Linked DNA regions of Homo sapiens: all the other regions are linked to region 2. Evidence: chromatin loops called from intact Hi-C (ENCODE). Cell type or tissue: endothelial cell of umbilical vein. All regions are shown on one strand. Each heading gives the region's core, and the rest is flanking DNA. Links, peaks and the distances in the headings are about the cores only.

What was found. A loop is a pair of places that touch in the nucleus more often than their neighbours do. Peaks named below come from ENCODE experiments on the same cell type or tissue, not always from the same donor. Only the 100,000 strongest peaks of a DNase experiment are listed, where the experiment ranks them.
Region 1: it touches region 2 in a loop (3-fold over the local background); 2 of 110 quality-filtered maps call a loop at or near these places.
Region 3: it touches region 2 in a loop (7-fold over the local background); 8 of 110 quality-filtered maps call a loop at or near these places.

The regions. Positions count from the first base shown.
Region 1 is chr22:26,677,863-26,680,686 of GRCh38, reverse strand. All of the region lies in intron 1 of MIATNB (MIAT neighbor), which reads right to left. Among named protein-coding and RNA genes, the nearest start is that of MIATNB, 6.4 kb to the right of the region's middle. In endothelial cell of umbilical vein, for the core only: a CTCF peak has its summit at 1,492 (motif pointing left); a DNase peak (open chromatin) is centred at 1,466.
Region 2 is chr22:27,419,633-27,422,807 of GRCh38, reverse strand. No RefSeq gene overlaps it. Among named protein-coding and RNA genes, the nearest start is that of LINC02554, 110 kb to the right of the region's middle. In endothelial cell of umbilical vein, for the core only: no CTCF peak of the experiment used is centred there; DNase peaks (open chromatin) are centred at 1,927 and 3,157; H3K27ac peaks cover 2,228 bases.
Region 3 is chr22:27,511,088-27,513,911 of GRCh38, reverse strand. The region is part of intron 1 of LOC105372981 (a long non-coding RNA gene); the gene reads left to right. Among named protein-coding and RNA genes, the nearest start is that of LINC02554, 200 kb to the right of the region's middle. In endothelial cell of umbilical vein, for the core only: no CTCF peak of the experiment used is centred there; DNase peaks (open chromatin) are centred at 741 and 1,381; H3K27ac peaks cover 1,813 bases.

The DNA.
Region 1 (2,824 bases), core at 325-2,824, 740 kb after region 2:
ATCTGGCTACTCCCTAATTTGCCTGGACACCACCCACTAGAAAAGCCCAACTGACTCTTGTTTCATTCATTCAGTAAAATGTTGTTGACTCCCAACTCTGTGCCAAGTGCAGTACTGGGTACCCAGGGTACAGCTGTGAAGCAGGCTGCATTGCCCCTGCCCTTGTGGTGCTCACAGTCAGGGGAGCAGTCAATGAGCCAATAAATATGAAATCACAAACTGTGCTCAGATCCCCGAGGGCAATGAACACCCTGCAGGGAGAAGGAGTGACAGGAGAGAAACCAGCATAGAAAGAGTAACTGGGTTCGATCCCACAAGACGGAGTCAGCATTTTGGGGTGATGCGGCCCCATGGGTGTGGTGACCACCTTGAATCCAGGTTTCTCCATCCTCCAACCATGTGTCTTTGGGTGAGTTTCTTCACCTCTCTAAGCTTCAGTGCCTCCTCCTATAAAATGGGGGTGGTAATGAAACTCGTAAACTATTTCTGAGCACTTCATACATCAATGTGTCCAAACCATTCAGCACAGAGCCTGCATGGAGCAAACACTCGGAAAACAGTACCGGCCACTTTAACTCAATCCAGGTGAATGAAGGTGTGTTTGGAGGTGGAGAGAGAAGGAACAGTTTTGCCTGCAGGAAGAGCTCACAGCATCAGCGAGTTCTTGGAATAGTCTAGGCCTCAGAGGTCGATGGTTGGGGGATCCTGCATTGCTGAAAACACCAGTGTTATCAAAATAGTGAACCCTGCTGAGAGTGGCAGGATGGAATGGAAGCCAAAGGCGTACTTTGCCCATTTGGTGGAGGAGTAAGCTGAGGCTTAGAGAGGGGAAGTCACTTGGCTTGGCCTCTGTTAGGAAAAGGAGCCCTCGGCTGGGCAAGGTGGCTCACTCCCAGCACTTTGGGAGGCCGAGGCGGGTGGATCACAAGGTCAGGAGTTCAAGACCAGCCTGACCAAGATGGTGAAACCCCGACTCTACTAAAAATACAGAAATTAGCCAGGTGCAGTGGCAGGCGCCTGTAACCCCTGCTACTAGGGAGGCTGAGGCAAGAGAATCGCTTGAACCTGGGAGGCAGAGGTTGCAGTAAGCCGAGATCGCGTCACTGCACTCCAGCCTGGCGATAGAGTGAGACTCCATAAAAAAAAAAAGGAAAAAAAAGAAAAGAAGGAAGGAAGGAAGGGAGGAAGGGAGGGAAGGAGGGAGGAAGGGAAGGAGGGAGGGAGGGAAGGAGGGAGGGAGAGAGAGAGAGAAAAGAAAAGGAGCCCTCCGCAAAAATGAAGAGTGGTTTTCCAGAGTTTCTGTCCTCAGCTGCATTCTCTCCAGTCCCTATCCTTGTCCCACCCATGCCAAGTCCTACTCAATGCCCTAAAACTCTGTGATTTCCAGAGTATCCCGTAGAGCATCCAGCCCCAAATGCCCCTGAGAGGAACTGAGTTTCCAATAATAAGCAGTGAGGGTTTGGTGCAACACCACCATCTCCTGGTCGCTCCTGTGAACTACAGCTCTGGCTGGGCCACAGAGCACCTACAAAGCGGACTGGACTCCCAGGAGCTACACGACACTGACATGCAACAGACTAAATGCAGAGGCAGATATCAGAATGCAACACAATCTGTCTTCTATTAGGCCAGACATTAAAGAGATTTACCCTAAGAAAGTAAAATAATGCTGTCTTCTCACTAAATTTATTTTGCTTTGGAAAATACGGTTATTCATAATAAAGCATGTGTTATTTTTGTTAATATGCGATGGGTTTATTATTGTTATTGTGATTTTTCCATGAATAAACAAGTCTTTTTAAAACGTCTCTGTTTTAATTTACAACATGGCAGAGTCTCTACAATGGTTTCCTTCTGTCCCTGTCCCCCATCCAAATCTAGTTTCCATTCACTGCCTCTCCTGGGCTTTGCACTCTGCAGGGGTGATGCCTGTCTGCTGTGCCCTGGGCACCCAGCATTGTATTTGACACACAGTAGGACTCAACAACATTTTGCTGAATGAATGAAACAGGGGCCAGTTGAGCCTTGTGAGTGGCCAGCATCCACAATGCCTTTGAAAAAACACCTGCAACTGGGCCTGGCTGCCCAGAACACTTTTCTGAGAAAAAGGCTGAAAATGCACCCAAGTTCCCAAAGATAGGCAGGCAATCAGCTAGCACTGTGCGTCATATGGCAAGAGTGTAAAGAGCCTGAAGCCAAAATGTTTGAGAACTGCAGTGATAGAGTACTGTGGACAGGGTGGTCAGGGGAGGCTTCTCTGAACAAGTGATGTTCAGCTGAGCGCCAACAAGAAGTCAGCCACGTGAAAACCAGAGGGACATACATTCTAAGTGACGGGAAAAGCCAGTGCAAAAGTAGGTACCCAGGCGAGAGCAAATAGGTGCACTGGTAACAGAAAGGCCAGCAACCTGGCATCCCAGAGGCTAGGGCAGTGCCCACTATAAAAGAAGGACTCAGTAAACAGCTGCTGGGTGAATAGAGGGAGGGAGAGGAGGAAGAGAAAGGAGGACTGGGAGGAAGCTCTCTTCTCATTAGGGGTCTTGTAGTCCTTTGAGGGCAGGGGGGCTCACAAGTTCTGCCAGCCGTGGGAGATTCCCAACTCTTCTTACCACGCCTTGAACACTGCTGCACAGACCAGCCTCCACTTCTTAGCTCAATCTGTAACCTCCTCTGAAGTGTCCACCCTGCCCCCACCCCAATATCCTATCAATATCCTCATCTCCTACCGAACCAGTCCAATGAATCTTGGAGAAGCCATCCTGAAATGCCCTGCACCATCACTATTTTCTCCTGATTTATTGACTATTCCCCATCCTTCAAGGTT
Region 2 (3,175 bases), core at 676-3,175:
ACACTACTTACTCCCTAAGGCAGATTTATTTACCTTTGCATCACCTGGGCCTAGCTAGCACAGAGGTGATGCTTGTGGAGTGTCATAATGCACATTGACACCTTAAAGCATTAAAGGCTTTGACAAGTCTTGCAAGAAAACAAACCATTTTAGTTTTGTGTAATACAGCTTTGTTTGAACTTGTGCTTGACTCTGGAACCTGTTTGTGACTGTAAACCCTGCTATGTGCCAGGTACTTGGGCTAAGACTATTTCTAGTTTTACAACATCTCCCAGCTGGAAATGACCCAAACCACATCAACAGTAAAACAGATTTTAAAACTCTGGTATGTTCACACAAAAGAATATTATACAGCAGTGAAAATGAATAGACTATAGCTCTGTGCAATAACATGGAGAAATCTCACTGTATAATATTGGAAAGAAGAAACCAGACACAAAATAATAATAATATGATTACTATGACTATTCCCTTTACATAAAACCCCAAAACAGACAAGGCTAAACTATGTTGTTTTTAGGTCTGAAGAAAACGCAAGGAAATCATGACCACAAAAGTCAGGATAGTCATGAAATATTGTGGGGAGGGAGGGAGTAGAATCGAAGAGAGTCAAGAAAGTGCTTCTGGCTGGGCGCGGTGGCTCACGCCTGTAATCCCAGCACTTTGGGAGGCTGAGGCAGGCAGATCACTTGAGGTCAGGAGTTTGAGACCAGCCTGACCAACATGGTGAAACCACTTCCCTACTAAAAATACAAAAATTAGCTGGGCATGGTGGTGGACGCCTGTAATCTCAGCTACTTGGGAGGCTGAGGCAGGAGAATTGCTTGAACCTGGGAGCTGGAGTTTGCAGTGAGCAGAGATCGTGCCACTACACTCCAGCCTGGGCAAGAGAGCGAGACCCCGCCTCAAAAAAAAAAAAAAAAGAAAAAAGAAAAAGAAAAAAGAGAAAGTGCTTTAGGTTGTTTCTTGCGCTGGCTGGTGGTTACATGGGTATTTGCTTGATAGTGAATCATTCAATTATGCAAAGTCATATTTTCTGCATTTTGCTGTAGTTTTTAAATGTTTTATAATTGAGAGAATAATAAAGGTTGTGCTATCCTTAGCTCAGAGAATGGACTCTGAGGGCAGGAGTGGAGGTGGGAGGGTTTGAGAGGAGGCTGCTGCAGTCACCACTGCACCGATGGTGGCCTGGACTGCAGTGGGGACCACTGGGATGGAGGGACCAGAGGGATTCACGAGGGACTTAGCAGATAATTTGGCAACCCCCAGTGTGTTCACCAATGTGTTTGAGCTCCTGGCTTTGAACCACTGGCTCCAGGACTTCCTGTTCATAGTCCCTGACATTCAGAACCAGGAGGCCAAATGGGCCTCATTGGGGTGCCCCCAGGACAGAGAATGTGAAGAGCTTCGGAGAATGCCATGGAAAGGCGGCCAGGAAAAGAGATGGGGAAGTTGAGTGCAAAGAGAGAGCGGTGAAGAGGCGGTCCTTTAGAGCTGTCAGCATGGGGCCCCAGGCGCTCCGCGTGCCATAAGCAGCTTCTTTGGATTGTTTTTTGGCCAACACGCACAGGTCGGGTGGTGAGCTGGCCAGGACGACCCGTGCAGATGTGGTTGCAGCTGGAGGGGGGAGGCGTGCAGTGATCAACGAATAGATGAAAACCCAGTCCCCAGGTAGCCCCTCTCCGGCTCCCCAGAGCGTGTTTTCTTGCGTCTTCTTTCCCACCTCCCGGGGGTGGCCGTGGTGTTTTCTGTCTGGCTGGCGATGCCTGGCCGTGCTCGGGAACACAGTCCCCTTCAGAAGTGCCCCCCGAGTCTACCGAGCCATCCAAGCCCTGACAAACTCTTGAGGGAAGCGGGCGTCGCAGGCCCAGCTGTGTAAATGTTTTTGGTTTTCCTGCTGAGGCTAGGGGTTGAGTCCATGCCAAGACAAGCCTCGCTTGAGTTTTCTTTGGCAAGGCGGCCCGGCTCAGGAATGTCAGGCAAACTTTCCAAGTGGGATGGCCTGTTGGTGGGACCTGGGGCTGAAAGCTGAGCCTGGGGTGTACTTTGCCATCATCTAATTACCACATCCCCAATTAGAGTCAAGAAGCTGTGCCCAGGCTGGTCAGATGGGAGCCATTTTCTCGGTGTGCCCTCCCCTTTCCTGGAGGGATCAGGGCTATTTAGGGGGCTTTCTGTGGGCTTCCCCAGTGGGCATGGGTGGGAAAGTGGCATTCAGCATCCTCAGAATGATGGAGCTTTGAAGGGGATGTGCCGACTCCATTCTGGGCCCAGGCTGTGAAATTGGGAGAAGTGGCCACACCATCACTGTGAGGTGTGTGTTTTTCTTCTTCTTGTTTAACTCCATTTGGCTAACTGTGACTTGGAGCTTTCTTGGTGGATCTCATGGAAGAGAAAATCTAGAGCAGGGCTTCCAGATGGAAAATACTCCAGTGGTAGGCAAACTACGTAAATGAATGGAGCTGGCCAAGAGTGAGGCAACAGGGAGCGGCGGGGACTGGGGCAGAATGGGAGCTCATACCCTTTCTAAAGGGGCGGGTGCCTGTAATTTCAGCACTTTGGGAGGCTAAGGCAGGAGGATCACTTGAGTCCAAGAGTTCAAGACCAGCTTGGGCAACATAGTGAAACCCATCTCTACTAAAAATACAAATATTAGCCGGGTGTGGTGTCACACGACAGTAATCCCAGCTACTCTGGAAGCTGAGGCAGGAGAATTGCTTGAACCCAGGAGGTGGAAGTTGCAGTGAGCCAAGATTATGCCACTGCACTCCAGCCTGGGTAACAGAGTGAGACTCTGTCTCAAAAAATAATAAATAAATAACTAAATAAATAAATAAGGGAGTGGGTTCTTCTCAGCTCTAGCAAAGCCCAGCTGCTCTGGGTGAATATAATTCTCATGTGGTCCAAACATCTGAAATTCCAAGAGAGACCCCAAAGTGTATTTTACGCGAAATCTCCCCATCTCTAAATATTGGCAACTAATTAGATTTTTTTAAAAAAATCAATGAAGTGCTGTATTAGCCAAACAAAATACATCTGGGAGCTGGACAAGGTCTCCAGATCACCAATGTGTGACCTCTGGTCTCTGAATTCCTGACCCATAACTGCAAGCCGAGTGGACAGATGGAGACAATGACATCATCCACAACAATAGCAATAACAAAAACCTTTTGTT
Region 3 (2,824 bases), core at 325-2,824, 91 kb before region 2:
AAACATTCACTGCAGTGAGTGGTGGTCTGTCTGAGACTTCATTTTTCCATATGTAAAGTGGGGATAATTCTTACATTTGCCTTTTTATGGCTCACTTAAAATCAACTTACTCCTCCCAATTTTCCTGTCTCCTTGTAATTAGGCAGAGGGCATGTGACTTCCCAGCAAAGGGTGGTGCATGCATGATCAGGTGTGAGTTCTTTCTGCATTCTCTTCCCTCTATAGTGAACAGGATGCCGAGATAGTATTGAGATAGTAGAGCCATGAGATGGACTCAGATTGGATCACTGAGTCACAGCATGGAGCACAGCTACCCTGGAGAGTGACCAGGCTTCCATTAGACTTTGTTTGAGCAAGAAATGAACCTTTTTGTAGTAAGCCACTGAGGTGTTCAGACATACTTGTTATTAAGCATAGCCTAAGCTACCCCAGCTAAACCTTTATGTGACTTTCTTTGTTCATGGATGTCTTTCCATGCCTGACATGTAGACCTAGCTCATTCTTTTACATATCTGCATAATATTCCATAGTATGGTGACACCTTGACTTATTTAACCAGTCCCCTTTACATCATTCTTGCATTATTGGCAGATTTCATTATGACAAACAATGGTGTATAAACAATACCATTGTATTCTTATACTTCCTCATACATCTTTGTGCACGTTGAGTTTGTGCCAGTAGTATTGCTTGGTCAGGAGCGTGCACATTTAATACTGGTTTTTACTCCCACTAATAATTTTTGAGACAGCCTGTTTGCTCTACCTTTGTTAATGAAGAATATTATTGATGTTTCCATTTTTATCAGTGTGATAGACAGAACAGGGTGTCTTATGTTAATTTGGGTTTCATAGCAAGTTTTTGGTCAGGTTGGATTTTTCAGACATCCTGCCAGCTTCACCCTACTTGTTCCAGAGAAAAAGACTGGGCTGACACTGCAAAGAGAAAGAGAGAGATACATACAGGTGACAAGATGATGAGGCAGAGACTGGGAAGAGAGAGAGAGAGAGAGAGAGAGAGAGAGAGAGAGAGAGAGAGAGAGAAAGAAAGGAAGGCACCCAGTCCCCTGTTTCTCTCCAGATTCACACACCAGCCCCCTGTCAGTCTTACTCAAGCAGGGCTCAGATCCTGAAGTGGGACCCCCATCACCTCTGTGGCCAATAGCGGGGGGGCCAGCCAACATCTGGGTTTGCACTGGGACAGGGGAGGGTTGTTGGCTCAGTTCCTCTTGGCCTGAAGCCACGAGCCTAGCTTGTTTGTATAGTCCTTCAGGCTTCTTCTCCATATCTTGGTGTTTTTGGCTCTAAGCTAGCTCCCTCCCAGCCAGGGGAGGAGATAATTCCACTCGATCTGGGCCTCTGAGGCACTGGGAAGGACGTCAGGAAATAGCAGGAGCATTACGCACCTCTCTACCCTCCACCGTCCAATCTCATTTTCATAATGTGTGGAAAAGGAACGGGGTTGCAGAGGGAGGCTTGAACACTTGGAGTTGCTTCCTGTTTTCTCTCGAATCAGTCCTTTTCCCCAAGACGCCGCTGCTGGGCCTGTTGAACCCTGCCTTCTGGTAGGTGTGTGCGTCGCATGTCTATGCATGCCCATGCAGATGTGTGTGTGTACATGTGGGTTACGTACTCAACGAGCCAATCAACAAACAGACCTAGGAGAACCCTGGAGAGGGACTCCTTCTTTCCTTGAACATGCTCTTTACTCTTGCAACCTCCCAAGAAAGAAAAAAAGGAGTTAGCTTACGTGCCTCTTCTTCCAAAGGTCAGTCACCAATAGTAGTTTCCTAAGGTGTCTGGGTAAAGCCTTCCCAGATGCCACAGGGACCTTCTTTGTCATATTCACATCTACACCTACCATGTTGAGTCCAAGACTCAGTACATAGTAAGAATGAATCCATTAATCAGGGCTAACACTTTAATTATAGAACAGAGAACAATATGGTCCAGAGAGGACAAGGACTTGCCCCAAATCATGGAGTATGTCAACGGCAAGGCAAAAAAGTGGAACCCAATGTTCCTGACACTTAGTACAGTTTTATTTTATGTCATTATGCAAGATGCTCAAAGAAACTGACTATTACTGATCTCTGACTTTATAGTTTTAACTTCTTTGGAACAACCTATGAAGGAGGAATATTCGCCATGTTACTGATGGAGAAACAGGTTCAGGGAGGTTTGAGCTGGCTCCAGGTGGAGGACCCAGAATTTGTCTTGAAGTGGCTTCTTCCAAAGCTTGATGCCTGTGTTCGGTAGCACACAGAGGGCTGGTGGGGGCAGAGCCTTACCCAGCCTTGATCAGAACCTCTGAATAGGACTCTCTCACTGTTTAGGGTCTTTTAGAGAAAGAGATCAATGGCGTTCAACTGAAGCAGACTTAAAATCTACTCCTTTGGGAAGTTTTCTCTTAAGTGCAGTCTACTTTTTTCCAGAGCTCACAGAAAGTCCTCGTGCTGATCCTGGGAGAGCAACCAGCCCATGGGGGTCTGGACAGTGAAAAGCCCTTTCTGTCTAGGTATCAACAACAATTTCCAGTAGAGCCCTGGTGGGGCTGATGTGGCCCCATTGTTGGAAAACAGGGGAAATGTGAAGAGGATCACAGAGTTACTGGTGGCTTGAAGTGTGGGGCACCCATTGCAGCCACCTTGAGGACCAAACCTGCTCTGAATCTCCCATTCTCGCATCCTTCCTGTGTGACACCCACATCCATGCACACATACACAATGGGCACACACACAGCCACTCACACGCGCATGCCCTCTCCCATATCTGTGCACACACGTGAATATACACACACCCCTAAGTTCCTACAGTAGACTGGA